Linked DNA regions of Homo sapiens: region 1 is linked to region 2. The links are chromatin contacts, found by Hi-C or POLR2A ChIA-PET in ENCODE. All regions are on one chromosome and are shown on one strand. Each heading gives the region's core, a stretch centred on a gene start or an enhancer-like site at or near the end of the contact. The rest is flanking DNA. Distances are from core to core; before and after follow the strand shown. Region 1 overlaps RAMP1 (receptor activity modifying protein 1). Region 2 overlaps UBE2F (ubiquitin conjugating enzyme E2 F (putative)).

Evidence for each region. A loop is a pair of places that touch in the nucleus more often than their neighbours do. ChIA-PET counts read pairs that join two places held with the same protein, here RNA polymerase II (POLR2A). Pooled maps may share reads with other maps.
Region 1: a loop to region 2 is called in a pooled map, with 4 times the contacts of the local background. The contact joins two enhancer-like sites. A Hi-C loop is called at or near these places in 1 of 37 single-sample maps with no recorded cell type and 7 of 50 pooled maps. POLR2A ChIA-PET finds 5 or more read pairs at or near these places in 5 of 52 experiments (GM12878, HEK293, activated B cell and 1 more).

Annotation. Positions count from the first base shown.
Region 1 is chr2:237,894,114-237,901,002 of GRCh38, forward strand. All of the region lies in intron 2 of RAMP1 (receptor activity modifying protein 1), which reads left to right. Among named protein-coding and RNA genes, the nearest start is that of RAMP1, 38 kb to the left of the region's middle. RefSeq lists enhancers at 613-4,842, 880-1,758, 4,810-4,859, 4,940-5,049. Within about 2 kb of position 4,603, at least 29 of the 41 ENCODE cell types and tissues checked have a DNase peak (open chromatin) inside an H3K27ac peak, as active enhancers do; they include GM12878, where a contact is called at or near this core.
Region 2 is chr2:237,996,198-238,003,333 of GRCh38, forward strand. All of the region lies in intron 4 of UBE2F (ubiquitin conjugating enzyme E2 F (putative)), which reads left to right. All of the region lies in intron 4 of UBE2F-SCLY (UBE2F-SCLY readthrough (NMD candidate)), which reads left to right. Among named protein-coding and RNA genes, the nearest start is that of UBE2F, 33 kb to the left of the region's middle. Within about 2 kb of position 2,499, at least 4 of the 41 ENCODE cell types and tissues checked have a DNase peak (open chromatin) inside an H3K27ac peak, as active enhancers do; they include GM12878, where a contact is called at or near this core.

The DNA.
Region 1 (6,889 bases), core at 3,353-5,852, 100 kb before region 2:
TGCATGCCATGATGCCCAGCTAATTTTGTGTATTTTTAGTAGAGACAGGATTTCGCCATGTTGCCCAGGCTGGTCTTGAACTCCTGACCTCAAGTGATCAGCCCACCTTGGCCCTCCAAAGTCTTGGGATTACAGGCGTGAGCCACTTCACCCGGCCTAAAGTAGTTTTTAATTAGGATATTGTAATTGAAACTAATTATACTGCAGTGAATTAAAGTTTCCTTTATCCCCAAGCCTAATGGACACATTAACTCACCTCTTTACAGGGAGGCCAGATTTCTGCCATTGTGGGAAGGAGGCAGGAGGAGCCGGGGGCAGTGCTGGGGTGGGAGCTAGGCCAGGGCGAGGCTGGCTGTGGAAGGGCCCTTTGGGCAGCCGCAGGCCATACGTCCTCAGACCTGGGGCAGCCAGGACCACCAGGGAATGTTGCTGACAGGCAGCACCAGCGCCTGAATCCCCCGCCCCAGATGGACCTGGCTAGGGGGTGAGACCCCCCTGCCACCCCTCCATCCCAGAAGCCAGGCGGGGCTGAGGCTCTATGGGTCCCCACCACACTTATTTATTGGCACCTTCATCCTCCTGGTGCACTGTGGCAGTTCCAAGGCCCAGGCTGTCCAGGTGGCTTTTGAACTGTGGAGAGGCCCCTGGACGGCTGGAACCTTCTCCCTTGCTCGGGTGAATGTGGCTCCCCGTGGTGCACAAACACGTTCAAAGACGGAACAAAGGGACACGTGTTCATAGGAGGTGAGACAAAGCGTTGCCAGCCCTGGGGAACAGGAGTGGCCTGTTCCTACTCCTATCTGGTTGTGGTTCTCCTTCGACAAGTTAGGTGAAGGCACCTTGGTAGCAGGGTACCCTTCAGAATCCAGATACCTGATTCAGCTCAGCAGCCATTTGCTGAGCACTTAGCAGGCACCTAGCCAATGGTGCCAGCCACCAAGGGCCCAGCAGGGCAGGACCTCCCCCTCCCTCCTGGAGCCACGGCCCCCCAGCACCATGGCCTCTGGAGCCCCTCACCCTCCCTTGAGGTCAGCCCTATGGTGGCGATTGTAGAGCGAGTCAGGAGCGAGACAGGAGGCCACGTGTTGCCTGCCTGTGTGGGGCTCCCATCCAAAGGCAGGGCAGCGCGAGTCACATGCCCACCCCCTGCTGTGCAAAGGGGTCCTGTGGGGGGGTCATGGGCTCCCATCAGAGAATGGCATGGTGGTGGCCCTCTGAGGGAGTTCTCACCACGCTGCTGCTGTGAGCCAGGGATCACTGAACCCATTTTAAAGGTGAAAACACCGAGGCTCCGTAACTGCCAACTCCTCAAAACCCCCACAGTGAACACCCCACGTTGGGATGTTTCCTGGCCTGGCCTTTCCCCACACTCAGTGTTGCCCTGAGCTCCAAACGAGGTGAGATTGTGGCAGGAGGGCAGGGGTGGCAAGGCTGCTACCCCGATGGAGGCGGCCAGTTGGTGGGATGCCCGAACAGGGACCAGCATGGTGCAGGGCGCCCCGTGGGTGGGCAGGATGGGTCGCTGAAGGCTCGTGAAGCCCGGCAGGGGTCCCTGAAGAGTCTAGTGGCATCGGGGGAGAGTTTCTTGTACAGAGAGGGTGAGTATGCTTTGGGCCGGCTGGCTGGGGCTGAGACCAGGGGTGGATAGGAAGGCAGAGCCCGTCCAGCCTCCAGGCCAGCGTTGCTTCACAAGGACAATGCCCCCAGGGTGTTAGCATCCAAATATAGCTTGCCGGCTGTCATGCTTAATCCTGAGACTCGGACACATGTCACACCCATGTCCCCGTGAGGTGGGAACCCTGGGGCCTGGACAGGCCTGAGTGTGGTCTCAGCCCCATCACACACAGCTGGGCAGCTAGACCTGGGTGTCCCCACAGGGGTGCCAGGACACCTCCCAGGGGTTGTAGTGAGCCCTCAGCACCCGGCCCACAATGGGCACAGCTCAGCGATCTCCCAGCATTCCCTGATCCTCGGACCCTGGGACGCAATGCAACCCCTGCTCAGGCCCAGATGCAGCCAGCATAGGACAGTCTGTGACTTTGCCTGGGACACCCACTGCATTTTAAAACTGCACTTCATTTGGCAGCCCCAGGAGCCAGGGCGCTGCCCAGGCCTGTTCTCAGAGGAGGTATTATGCCCGTCCGCCCGCCTGCTGTGGCTGCTCTGTGGGGAGCCTGACTTGGCAGCTCCCAGGCTGTGTCTGGTGCCAGACCTGGCTGCACATGGAGCCAGGGATGGATTTAGAAACCTCTCGCTTCTCCCAGCATGGGCAGAGGCGCCCAGATTCCTCCCCGGCCTGGGGCCACCATAGCAGGAGAAGGGGAGGGAGGCAGAGGAAGCCAGGCCCAGGGAGGGCCAAGCAGCCCCCAGGCAGACCCCTGGACCGTTCCCCAGTCTGCACTGCCGCCTCAGGGACCTCCCCATCACCTCAGCAAGCGCCCTTTTCTGTAAGGAGGGGGTAAGAACACCTGCCCTCGGGTGATGTGAGAAGCACACTCACGCGGGGAAACAGGTCTTAGTATTTTCTTAGACTTTGTTTTGTTTTGTTTTAAGGCAGGGTCTCACTCTGCCGCCTAGATTGGAATGCAGTTGCATGATCTTAGCTCACTGCAGACTTGACTTCCTGGACTCAAGCAACCCTCTTGACTCAGCCTCCCAAGTAGCCAGGACTATAGGCACACACCACCACTCCTGGCTAACTTTTAAACTTTGTGTAGAGATGGGGGAGTCTCTCTGTGTTGCCCAGACTGGTCTGGAACTCCTGGGCTCAAGCGATCCTCCTGTTTTGGCCTCTCAAAGTGCTGGGGTTGCAGGCGTGAGCCACTGCACCCAGCCTCTTAGACTTTTGGACAGCAGAGGGGCCAGGCCTTTAAATGTCCTGGGGGTGTGATGTGCTGTCCGTGGGGATGGTGGGGTCACCTGCCCCAGCCTCAGTGGGTCCCTCTTTTACATGCCTGCAGCTCACCGGATGCTCCCGTGTGGCACTCAGCTATCATGAGGTGTGCATCCGTCCAGGTGGACCCCAGAGCCCCGCATGCAACCACGGGCCCCGCCTGGGCCTCAGCCTCCATCCCAGGAATGGGAGAACCAGCTTCACTTCAGGCCAGGAAAGAGGGAGACTGAAAGAGCAGATGACATGGGACAGGACAGAGCCTGAGGCCCAGACAGGCCATGAGCGAGGGGAGGTGAGAATAAGGCCACAGGTGGTCCCGTGTCTGCCTTCCCTGCTCAACGTGCAGAGAGGGCTGGCCATTTTCTCCGGCTTCATCAGCATGCTCTACAGTCACTGCGAGTGTTGCAGGAGGAATTGTGGCCTCCTCCACAGCAGCGAGAACACTGAGCCCCGTTTCATCTGTCTTCCTCCTGTTTCCTTGAACCCTCCCAAGATTCTTTCTTTGGTGCGTTATTCATGTTGTTCCTTTTCCTGCAAGAGAGAGGCCTTTGTCCTCCTTGTTCAGCAAGCACCTAGTCAGTGGTAAAGTGCAATATTTAGCTGGTAACAAAGGTGTGGAATGGAATTGGCTTCCATGATTTGGCGAAGTATTTGCAAGAAGCCTATGGTGAGGCTTCTTGTTTACAGATCCACGTGTCTTAGTGGAAACCTCAGAAACACATGCTCTCGTGGATGCTGTCATTCTTCTTTTTTTGTTTGTTTTGGTTTTTTGGGGGGGGGTTTTGTTTTTTGTTTGTTTGTTTGTTTTTTGAGATGGGGTCTCGCTCTTTCTCCCAGGCTGGAGTGCAGTGGTGCAACCTCAGCTCACTGCAACCTCCACCTCCCGAGTTCAAGCCATTCTCCTGCCTCAGCCTCCTGAGTAGATGGGACCACAGGCGTGCACCACCACGCCCAGCTAATTTTTGTATTTTTAGTAGAGACTGGGTTTCACCATGTTGGCCAGGCTGGTCTCAAACTCCTGACCTCAGGTGATCCACCCTCCTCAGCCTCCCACAGTGCTGGGATTGCAGGCGGGAACCACTGTGCCTGGCCAGATGCTGTAATTCTTTGGAAAGGGATGGAGTTGGCATTTCCCCTTATGCTGTTGGGAAAATGGCTTTGCTAAGATGTCAGAAGTCCCTGTTAATACAACTTAAATAGATAAACCATAGTCAGAGCCTGGGGAAAATTCCTGTTTAACATATTCATTTGCATGCAGTGATGACACTTATTTCAAAGCATTCCTGTCTCAGCAATGCAGTAGGTCAAATGTGTAGGCATCCCTGGGCTGGCACAGGTACATAGGACTTCTAATGCTTGGCCTTTTCCCTAGTTTGATTGTACTCTCTGACCAGCCTGATTTAGGAAGGGTTTGATAGTACAATATCCGTCTTTCCCTCACGCGTGCTGCCAGTCCCAGGGGGATGGGAGCAGCCACTCACCCGTAGGAGTTCCAGGTGTGCACAGCTGGCTCAGAGCCTGCTGGCCCAGCACACATTTCCCAGGCCAGCACAGTGTGCTGAAGTGCTTTTCATCAAACAGTTAACAAGACTTCCTTATACATTTCCCCAGTGTCAAGAAAAACAAAAGGTGCCCAGTTCTCTGCTGCCTCCAGCAGTGCTGGGCAGAAGTGAGACAGGAAGCCAGGCTCCCGAGCTCACACACGCAGACGTAGGTGGGAAGCTACACTGCGTGGGCTTTCACATCCCCAGGGCCCGGGCTGAGGCCTCTTAAAGACAAGCTGGCCCTGTGCTTGCTCCACACCTGACGCACGCCAGGCCAGGCCACAGCGTGGCTCTCTGTCAACAGAGGAAGTGGCGCAGTAAGTGGCCAGCCCCTCCCTGCTTTGGAAAGGTCCCGCTATTCACAGAATCCTGGGTGTGAGCCCTGACACCAAAGGCAGAAACCACAAGGGAGAAGCCAGCCCTGGCTGCCTAAATGCGAAATAAGCCTGTTGCTGGCTGCCACGAAAATGCCACTGTGTTCCAGTCCTAAATGGGGTGCATGCTATTGGTTTGAGACAGTGATTTTTTTTTTTTCTTTGAGACTGGGTCACACTCTGTCACCCATGCTGGAGTGCAGTGGCATGATCTCCGCTCGCTGCAACCTCCGCCTCCCGGGTTCAAGCAATTCTCCTGCCTCAGCCTCCTGAGTAGCTGGGACTACAGGCACACGCTGCCACACCCAGCTAATTTTTTGTATTTTAGTAGAGATGGGGTTTCACCGTGTTGCCCAGGCTGGTCGCGAACTCCTGACCTCAGGTGACCCGCCCGCCTCGGCCTCCCAAAGTGCTGAGATTACAGGCGTGAGCCACTGCACCTGGCCGAGAGAGAGATTTTTATCACATGAAGAAAATAGCTTCTTTCTGTGTTTTCAAGGTTGTGGCTTTTTTAAAATCAGAAAAGAATATTGAGTTTTCTCAAATGCCTTCTCAATGCGTATTAAAATGACGGTACATTTTTTTCCCATGGTGTATTAAAGTGTGATTTTGTAGTAACAGGTTTAAAGCATTCCTGAAATTAGCCCTCCTTTAAATAAAATATGCTATGTGGCTAGATGAAGTTTGTTAGCATTGGGTAGGGGACTTGAGTGTCTATTTATAGGTGGAAGCGAAGGGCATCTGTTCCGTCCGTGTGCGCATGCGTTGAGACGCATGTCATGCCATCTCAAGAGGCTTGGGATCAGGGTTTGTTAACTTTTTTAAATGAACTGGGAAGCTGCACATCTTTTTCTTTCACTTTAAGAATTTGCAGTGGCTCACGCCTCCCACACCTGTAATCCCAGCACTTTGGAAGGCCGAGGTGGGAGGATCGCTTGAGCCCAGGAGTTTGAGACCAGCCTGAGCAACATAGTGAGAACCTGTCTCAATTAAAAAGAAAAAAAAAGAATTTGAAAGAACTGCCTGGGATCTAGTGCCTTTTGAAACAGCAATTCTTTAATAACATTTGCCATTTTTCTTCTTGGAATTCCTCCTTTTTAAGTCGATATTTGATAGTTTATAATTTAACCAAAAAGTATCCCAATTCACTGAGGATTTTCCAATTTTTAACAAACCTTTTTTACGTATTAATCTCTTATACTTCTTCTTTTTCTTTTCTGTTTTTTGTTTTTTGTTTATTTGTTTGTTTGTTTAGGACAGTGTCTGGCTCTGTCGCCCAGGCTGGAGTGCAGTGGCACGATCTCGACTCACTGCAACCTCTGCCTCCTGGGTTCACGGCATTCTCGTGCCTCAGCCACTCAAGTTAACTGGGACTACAGGTGTGTGCCACCATGCCTGGCTAATTTTGATATTTTCAGCAGAGATGGGGTTTCGCCATGCTGCCCCGGCTGGTCTTGAACTCCTGAGCTCAAGTGATCTGCCCACCTCGGCCTCCCAAAGTGGTGGTATTACAGGCGTGAGCCACCGCACCTGGCCTATATTGCTTCTAATAATTATTGATGGACAAATTATGTGCCATTTGGAGAGATTTATTTTGTTCTTTTTAAAAAATATCTTGCTTTGGATACTTATTTTGTTTATTTTCATTTATTTTTGTTTAATAAAATAATTTATAACTATTAATTTTTCTCAGAATTCACTTTTGCCCCATTCCATTCATTTGTACATATAGTATTGCCGATCTTGTTCTCTTAATATTTTGTAATTGAATTTTTAAATTCTCCTGTGACTTCGAAATTATATAAATGATCTTTCATTTCTAGGAATTCCATTTTTTTAAATTTATCCTTTTTTTAAAACTAATTTTTAGTTTTCAGTATTGTAGCCTGAGAATATTGACTTATGATTTATACTCTGGGGATTTGATGAGTCTCTTTTTGCCGCCTAACACAGACCCAGGGGCCTTTGAAAAGCCGGCTGAGTCTCTGTAGAATAGAACCTTTATCAGACAGTCACTGCATCGGTTTATTAACATTATTTTTCATAATCACTTTATGCTACTGTTTATCTACCTAGCC
Region 2 (7,136 bases), core at 1,249-3,748:
ATGTAGGGTATTCTCAGAAATCATTGTAGTGATTAAGATTGGTTCTCTGTTTACTAATTTCAGACTTGTGTGTTTATAGTAAAATATTTTCTTTCATCTGCCTTTCTAGGGCATTTTCAATGGCTATCAGGGATTCTGTGGCTCTGCCCATCCCAAGCATGGGCTTTGTGGTCCTTGGCCACTCAAAGATGTTTGTTGATTTTTCCAGGCTCTTTACTGTCATGTGATTGGGTTTCTGGCAAGTCTGGATAAATGTTTCTTCCCCGCCTCCCCTCCGCGTTTTTTTTTTTTTTTTGAGACCAAGTCTCACTCTGCCACCCAGGCTGGAGTGCAGTGACGCAATCTCGGGCTCACTGCAACCTTCGCCTTCCGGGTTCAAGTGATTCTCCTGCCTCAGCCTCCTGAGTAGCTGGGATTACAGGCATGCGCCACCATGCCCAGCTAATTTTTGTATTTTTAGTAGAGATGGGATTTCACTGTGTTGGCCAGGCTAGTCTCAAACTCCTAACCTCAGGTGATCTGCCAGCCTCGGCTTCCCAAAGTGCTGGGATTACAGGTGTGAGCCACTGCGCCCAGCCCCCCTTATTTTTTAACTGAAATTTTTTACTGAATCACTTTAATGTTGTGATTATTGTATATATGACAGCATCTTTGATGTTGGTCTTAGAATTGTCCTTGAAAATGGAGCATAATTGTTACAGTTTTTGTACTCACTGTTCTATCAGATTAAAAAGTAACCTGTGGCTGGGCCCGGTGGCTCATGCCTGTAATTCCCGCACTTTGGGAGGCCCAGGTGGGTGGATCACTTGAGGTCAGGAGTTCGAGACCAGCCAGGCCAACATAGTGAAACCTCGTTTCTACTAAACATACAAAAAAATTAGCCCGGTGTGGTGGTGGTGCGTGCCTGTAATCCCAGCTACTCAGGAGGCTGAGGCAGGAGAATTGCTTGAACCCAGGGGGTGGAGGTTGCAGTGAGCTGAGATTGGCCCAGTGCACTCCAGCCTGAGCGACAGAGCTGTCTCAAAAAAAATAAAAAAAATAAATAAAAAGTAACTTGTGTCTTGGTACCTGTAAATACTTAATGCCTGAATATTCATATTTTTAATAAGTGTACTTCAGGGACATTAACATTGAGCTGTGCACAGCATGCTTTTTAGATACTGTGTATATGCCCTTATTTTGTGATGTCTGTGAATTAGAAAGCTGTGGTGATGCCTGCCCTTTGATTATTAAGAGAAGTGTGGCCGAGATATGCCAACCGGAAAAACTTGCTTCATATCATGGTTTTTAAAAAAAATTTTAGAATCCTGCTCCTCTTCATATTGAAAACAAATTACAGTGATATGTCTAAGTTGTGAAGTTTTAACAATATATGAAATAAAATGATTTTGAAATGGACTCATTTGTAGCCAGTAATCCTGGAGCTAGGGCTGAAAACTCACTAATATCTATGATCTGGGGGTTAGAATGGTCAAGAGTGGAAGAATTGCGTCTGCATTTTCAGCTCACACCTCTTTATCTGGCTCCTGTTCACACTTGCTAACATTTTGATAGTTTTGTTTGCTTTTGGAGTGGTTGCTCATGCTTGGGAATAAATACACTCTTTAGAGAAAAACATGGAAATGTAATTTGGTGATGGGGAAAAGAAAGGGACCGAATTTAGAAAAAAAGCGTCCACATCATCTCGCAAAACAAGAAAAAGTAGTAATAAGTGAAATGAAACAAAACAAAAACGTAAAAGATAGCCTGAAATATCCCGTGGAGGCTTCTGTGAAGTTAGTGGGACAGTTTGAAAAACTGGACCTGTTCAGTGAGTGGCCTGGCTGACATGTTGATGAAGGTCACCTCAGCCTGCCCTGCTGTGATGGTGGTGATGGTTTTAGGCTGAAGGGAACATGGCTTTAAGTAACAATGACAATTTTTTAAATTTAAATTAAAAATTTTATAATCAGTTTTACTGAGGTATAAAATTATAAACAATAAAATGTACTAATTTGAAATGTATAGCTTACATTTGGAAAATGTATACACATATGTAACCATAACCCCAATAAAGATGAAAAACATTTCCATCATTCCCAAAGTTTCCTTCTGCCTCTTTGCAGCCAGTTCCTTGCCCCCTACACCACCATCCAAAATTCCTTTCTGATTTTTATTTCCATAAATTAGTTTTTCTTGTTCTTGAATTTTTTATATGTAAATGGAATCTTATATATGTACTCTTTGTCTCTGACTTCTTTCACTTAACATAGTTTTAAATTTACACATGTTGTGTGAATCAGTAGTTTATTCCCTTTTTATGGAATTTTAATGAATATGTCATAATTTATCTTCCTAGTGATAGACATTTGAGTAGTTTCTAGGTTTTGGCTAGTATCAATAAACCAAAAGCTATGAGGTTTGACTGCCGTGAGCTTTTTTTTTTTTTTTTACAAGCTTTTCGTGTTCATAGTTTTCCTTTCTCTTTAATTCTACCTAAGAGTGGAATTTTTGAGTCATAGGAAAGATAACATGTTTAACCTTTTAAGAAACTTTCCACTGTGGTTGTGCCATACCCTGACCAGCACTGTATGAGAAGTTTCCATTGTTCTACACATATATCAACATTTGGGTGTGAAATGGTATATCATTGGGGTTTTTATTTGCATTTCCCAGTGACAGATGATGTAGAGTATCTTTTCATGTATTTACGGGCCATTTATACATCGTCCTTTCTGAAGTGCCCCAGTCTTTTGCCCTAAAAAAACTTTTTATTTTGTGCTGTGGTCTGAATACAAGTCTTTTGTCAGATGCATGAGCTGCAGATATTTTCTCCCATTCTGTGACTTTTCTGCTCATTTTTAAAAATGCTGTCTTTTGTTGAGGAGGAATTTCTTTTATTTATTTATTTATTTTTTTTTTTTGAGACAGAGTCTCGCTCTGTCACCCAGGCTGGAGTGCAGTGGTGCAACTTCACCTCACTGAAATCTCTGCCTCCCAGATTCAGGCGATTCTCAGGCCTCAGCCTCTTTTACTTAACGTAATGTTTTTGAGTTTCATCCATTGTAGTTTTAGTAGAGACGGGGTTTTGCTGTGTTGGCCAGGATGGTCTCAAACTCTTGACCTCAAGTGATCCGCCCACCCTGGCCTCCCAAAGTGCTGAGATTACTGCCATGAGCCACCACATGTGGCTGAAGTTTTAATTTTTATGATGTGCAGTTTATCAGTTTTTTAATGGTTTGTGCCTTTTATGTCCTGTCCAGAAATTTTTGCTTACCTGAAACTTATAAATATATGCTCCTATGTTTTTTTCCTAGAAGCTTTAGGATGGTAGGTTTTATGTTAAGGTCCATCAGCCATCTTGAATTGATTTTTGTATGTGGAGTAAGACAGAGGTTGAGATTTACTTTATCTATCTAGATATCCAGCTGTTTCAATGAAAAGACTTTCCTTTCTTCATTGAATTACCTTGAAAGCTTGACCAAACAGCATTGACTGTATATGTGTAGTTCTGCTTTTTGGACTTGATTCTGTTCCATTGGTCTGTGTTTACCCTTAGGCCCGTACCACACTGTTTTAATTGTCGTAGCTTTATATAGTACTTATTTTGAAATTCATAGATGTTAAGTATTTTGATGTTGTTCTTTTTTTTTTTTTTTTTTTTTTGAGACGGAGTCTCACTGTGTCGCCTAGGCTGGAGTGCAGTGGCGCGATCTCAGCTCACTGCAACCTCCACCTCCCAGGTTCGAGCGATTCTCCTGCCTCAGCCTCCCGAGTACCTGGGATTACAGGTGCACACCACCATACCCAGCTAATTTTTATATTTTTAGTAGAGACAGGTTTCACGATGTTGGCCAGGCTGGTCTCAGTCTCCTGACCTCGTGATCCACCCACCTTGGCCTCCCAAAATGCTGGGATTACAAGCGTGAGCCACTGCGCCCAGCCCAGAATATTCTTACTAGTCTACTAATATCTGTAAGACTTATATTGATGTCGCCTTTTTCATTACTGATACAGTAATTTGTGGCTTCTCATTTTTCTTGATCATGTTAGCTAAAGGTTTATGCAGTTGATTTTTGCAAAGAACTGACTTTTTTCTCAATTGTTTGCCCATTTCATTTATTTCTGCTCTTTGTTATTTCCTTCCTAATACTTTGGTTTTACTTTACTTTTTCTAGCTTCTTGAAGTAGATCCTAGATCATTGGTGTGTATGTATCTATTTTAGTGTTTTTAAAAGTAATGTTGATTGAGATATAAGTTACATTCTTTTACTTAACGTAATGTTTTTGAGTTTCACCCATGTTGTTAATCAGTATTCTGTATTTTGTATTGTTGAATTGTATTCTATTGTATGGACGCATACCAGTTTATTTACCCGTTGACCAGTGGACGAACCTTTGTGTTGTTTCCACTTTGGGGCTATTATACATGAAGCTGTTAAAATTTTTTATGTGCAGGTCTTCATTTGCCAGTATGTTTTTATTTCTTCTGGGTAAATACAAAGCAGTTAAATTACTGGGCCATGTGGTAAGAGTAAGTTTAACTTTATAAAACCACCGCCATTAAGTTTTCCAAAGTTTTGCATTCCTACTAGCAATGAATGAGAATTCCAGTTTCTCTATATTCTTACTGACAACTGGTATTGTCATTCTTTTCAATTTTAGCCATTCTAGTAGGTATATATCTCATTATAACTTTAACTTGCATTTCCCTAATGACTAGTGATGGTGATCTTATCATTTGCTTGTTTGCTACCTGTATATCTTCTTTGTTCAAGTGAGTCTTCAAATATTTTGCCCATTTAAAAATATGATTGATTGTCTTTTATTTTTTATTTTTTGAGATAGAGTTTTGCCTTTTTTTTTTTTTTTTTTGAGGTCAAGTTTCACTCTTGTTGCCCAGGCTGGAGTGCAATGGTGCAATCTCGGCTCACCGCAACCTCCGCTTCCTGGTTCAAGCGATTCTCCTGCCTCAGCCTCCCAAGTAGCTGGGATTACAGGCATGTGCCACCACGCCCGGCTAATTTTGTATTTTTAGTAAAGACAAGGTTTCTCCATGTTGGTCAGGCTGGTCTCGAACTCCTGACCTCAGGTGATCTGCCCGCCTCAGCCTCCCAAAGTGCTGGGATTACAGGCGTGAGCCACCACACCCAGCCTGATTGTCTTATTAAGTTGTAAGCTTTCCTTATATACCTTGATATGAATCCTTTATCAGATATGTGGTGTTTTTTTTTAAAGGGTTTTTATTGATATTACATATAGAAAAAATTCTGATTAGAGACTTCTACAGCTAGATTATAAATCTTATATAGTTATGTGTGTATTCCTCTAAATTTGTTTCAGAATATATCAGTCATTAGGCCGGGCCCAGTGGCTCATGCCTGTAATGCCAGCATTTTGGGAGGCCAAGGCGGGTGGATCATGAGGTCAGGAGATCGAGACCATCCTTGCTAACATGGTGAAACCCCGTCTCTCCTAAAAGTACAAAACAAAATTAGCAGGGTGTGGTGGCGGGCGCCTGTAGTCCCAGCTACTTGGGAGGCTGAGGCAGGAGAATGGCGTGAACCCAGGAGGTGGAGCTTGCAGTGTGCCGAGATTGCGCCACTGCACTCCAGCCTGGGCGACAGAGCAAGACTCCGTCTCAACAAAAAACAAAAAACAAAACAAAACAAAAAAGAATGTATCAGTCATTAGATTATTGATGTTTTCTTATTTTGAAATTTTAATTTATAAAAACTCCCTGATACATGATAATAAACGTGCAGCTTACATTGAGTCATAAACGTTTAGTGGATTTATTTGCTATCCCCATCATGTTTGGTTTGTTTCAGAGCTTTGGAGCTTTAGGAGGAGAAGTTTCTGAATGTGTAATAAAGGAATATCCCAATTTTTTTTTTTTTTTTTTGAGACAGAGTTTTGCTCTGTTGCCCAGGCTGGAGTGCAGTGACACAAATCTCAGCTCACTGCAACCTCTGCCTCCCAGGTTCAAGCGATTCTCCTGCCTCAGGCTACCAAGTAGCTGGGATTACAGGCATGCGCCACCACACCCAGATAATTTTTTTTTTTTCCTCTTTCTGTTTTGTTTTTGTTTTTGTTTTTGTTTTAATTATACTTTAAGTTTTAGGGTACATGTGCACATTGTGCAGGTTAGTTACATATGTATACATGTGCCATGCTGGTGCGCTGCACCCACTAACTCATCATCTAGCATTAGGTATATCTCCCAATTTTTATATTTTTAGTAAAGACGAGGTTTCACTATGTTGGCCAGGCTGGTCTCGACCTCCTGACCTCTGGTGATCTTCCTGCCTCGGCCTCCCAAAGTGCTGGGATTACAGGCATGAGCCGCTGCACCTGGCCGGAATATTCCAATTTTTGAGCAAAGAATTACAGTTGGTAAACCTGAAACCTGAGATGGTTCCATGCATGAACATTTTGTTTTTTTGTTTTTTTGAGACGGAATCTCACTCCATCACCCAGGCTGGAGTGCAGTGGCGCGATCTTGACTCACTGCAATCTCCGCCTCCTGGGTTCAAGCGATTCTCCTGTCTCAGCCTCCTGAGTAGCTGGGATTACAGGTGTGCACCACCACGCCTGGCTAATTTTTATTTTATTTATTTATTTTTTTTATTTTTAGTAGAGACAGGGTTTCCCCATGTTGGCCAGGCTGGTCTCGAACTCCTGACCTCAAGTGATCCATCTGCCTTGGCCTCCCAAAGTGCTGGGATTAAAGGCATGAGCCACCATGCCCGGCTGACGCATGAATGTTTTGGAACAACATTTAAATAGTTATGGACATGTAAGGAAGATAAGGAAATGGAGCAGAGCACCAGAGTAGACCTATTACCTTGACCAACATCCTGACCATGTAGTAGTTTACATGTAGTTTATTGTTAATATGTAAAGGTTTCAGACACATAAAATTTATACTCTCATCCCTGTTTCTTTCTAGCTTGATTTTTAATTTTAGTATGGAGATAAACATTATAAGGGGGATAAATTTGAAGAAGCACAGTTTTTTTTTTTGGTGGAATCTTTTCTTTCAAATAATCTTAAAAATACAGATGCCAATTTTCTTGCGATGTAGAATAGAAATGTGATGTTAGCTCTTAAAATGTCAGTTATCTGCCAAAGCATTCTCTTAACTTTCATCAGGA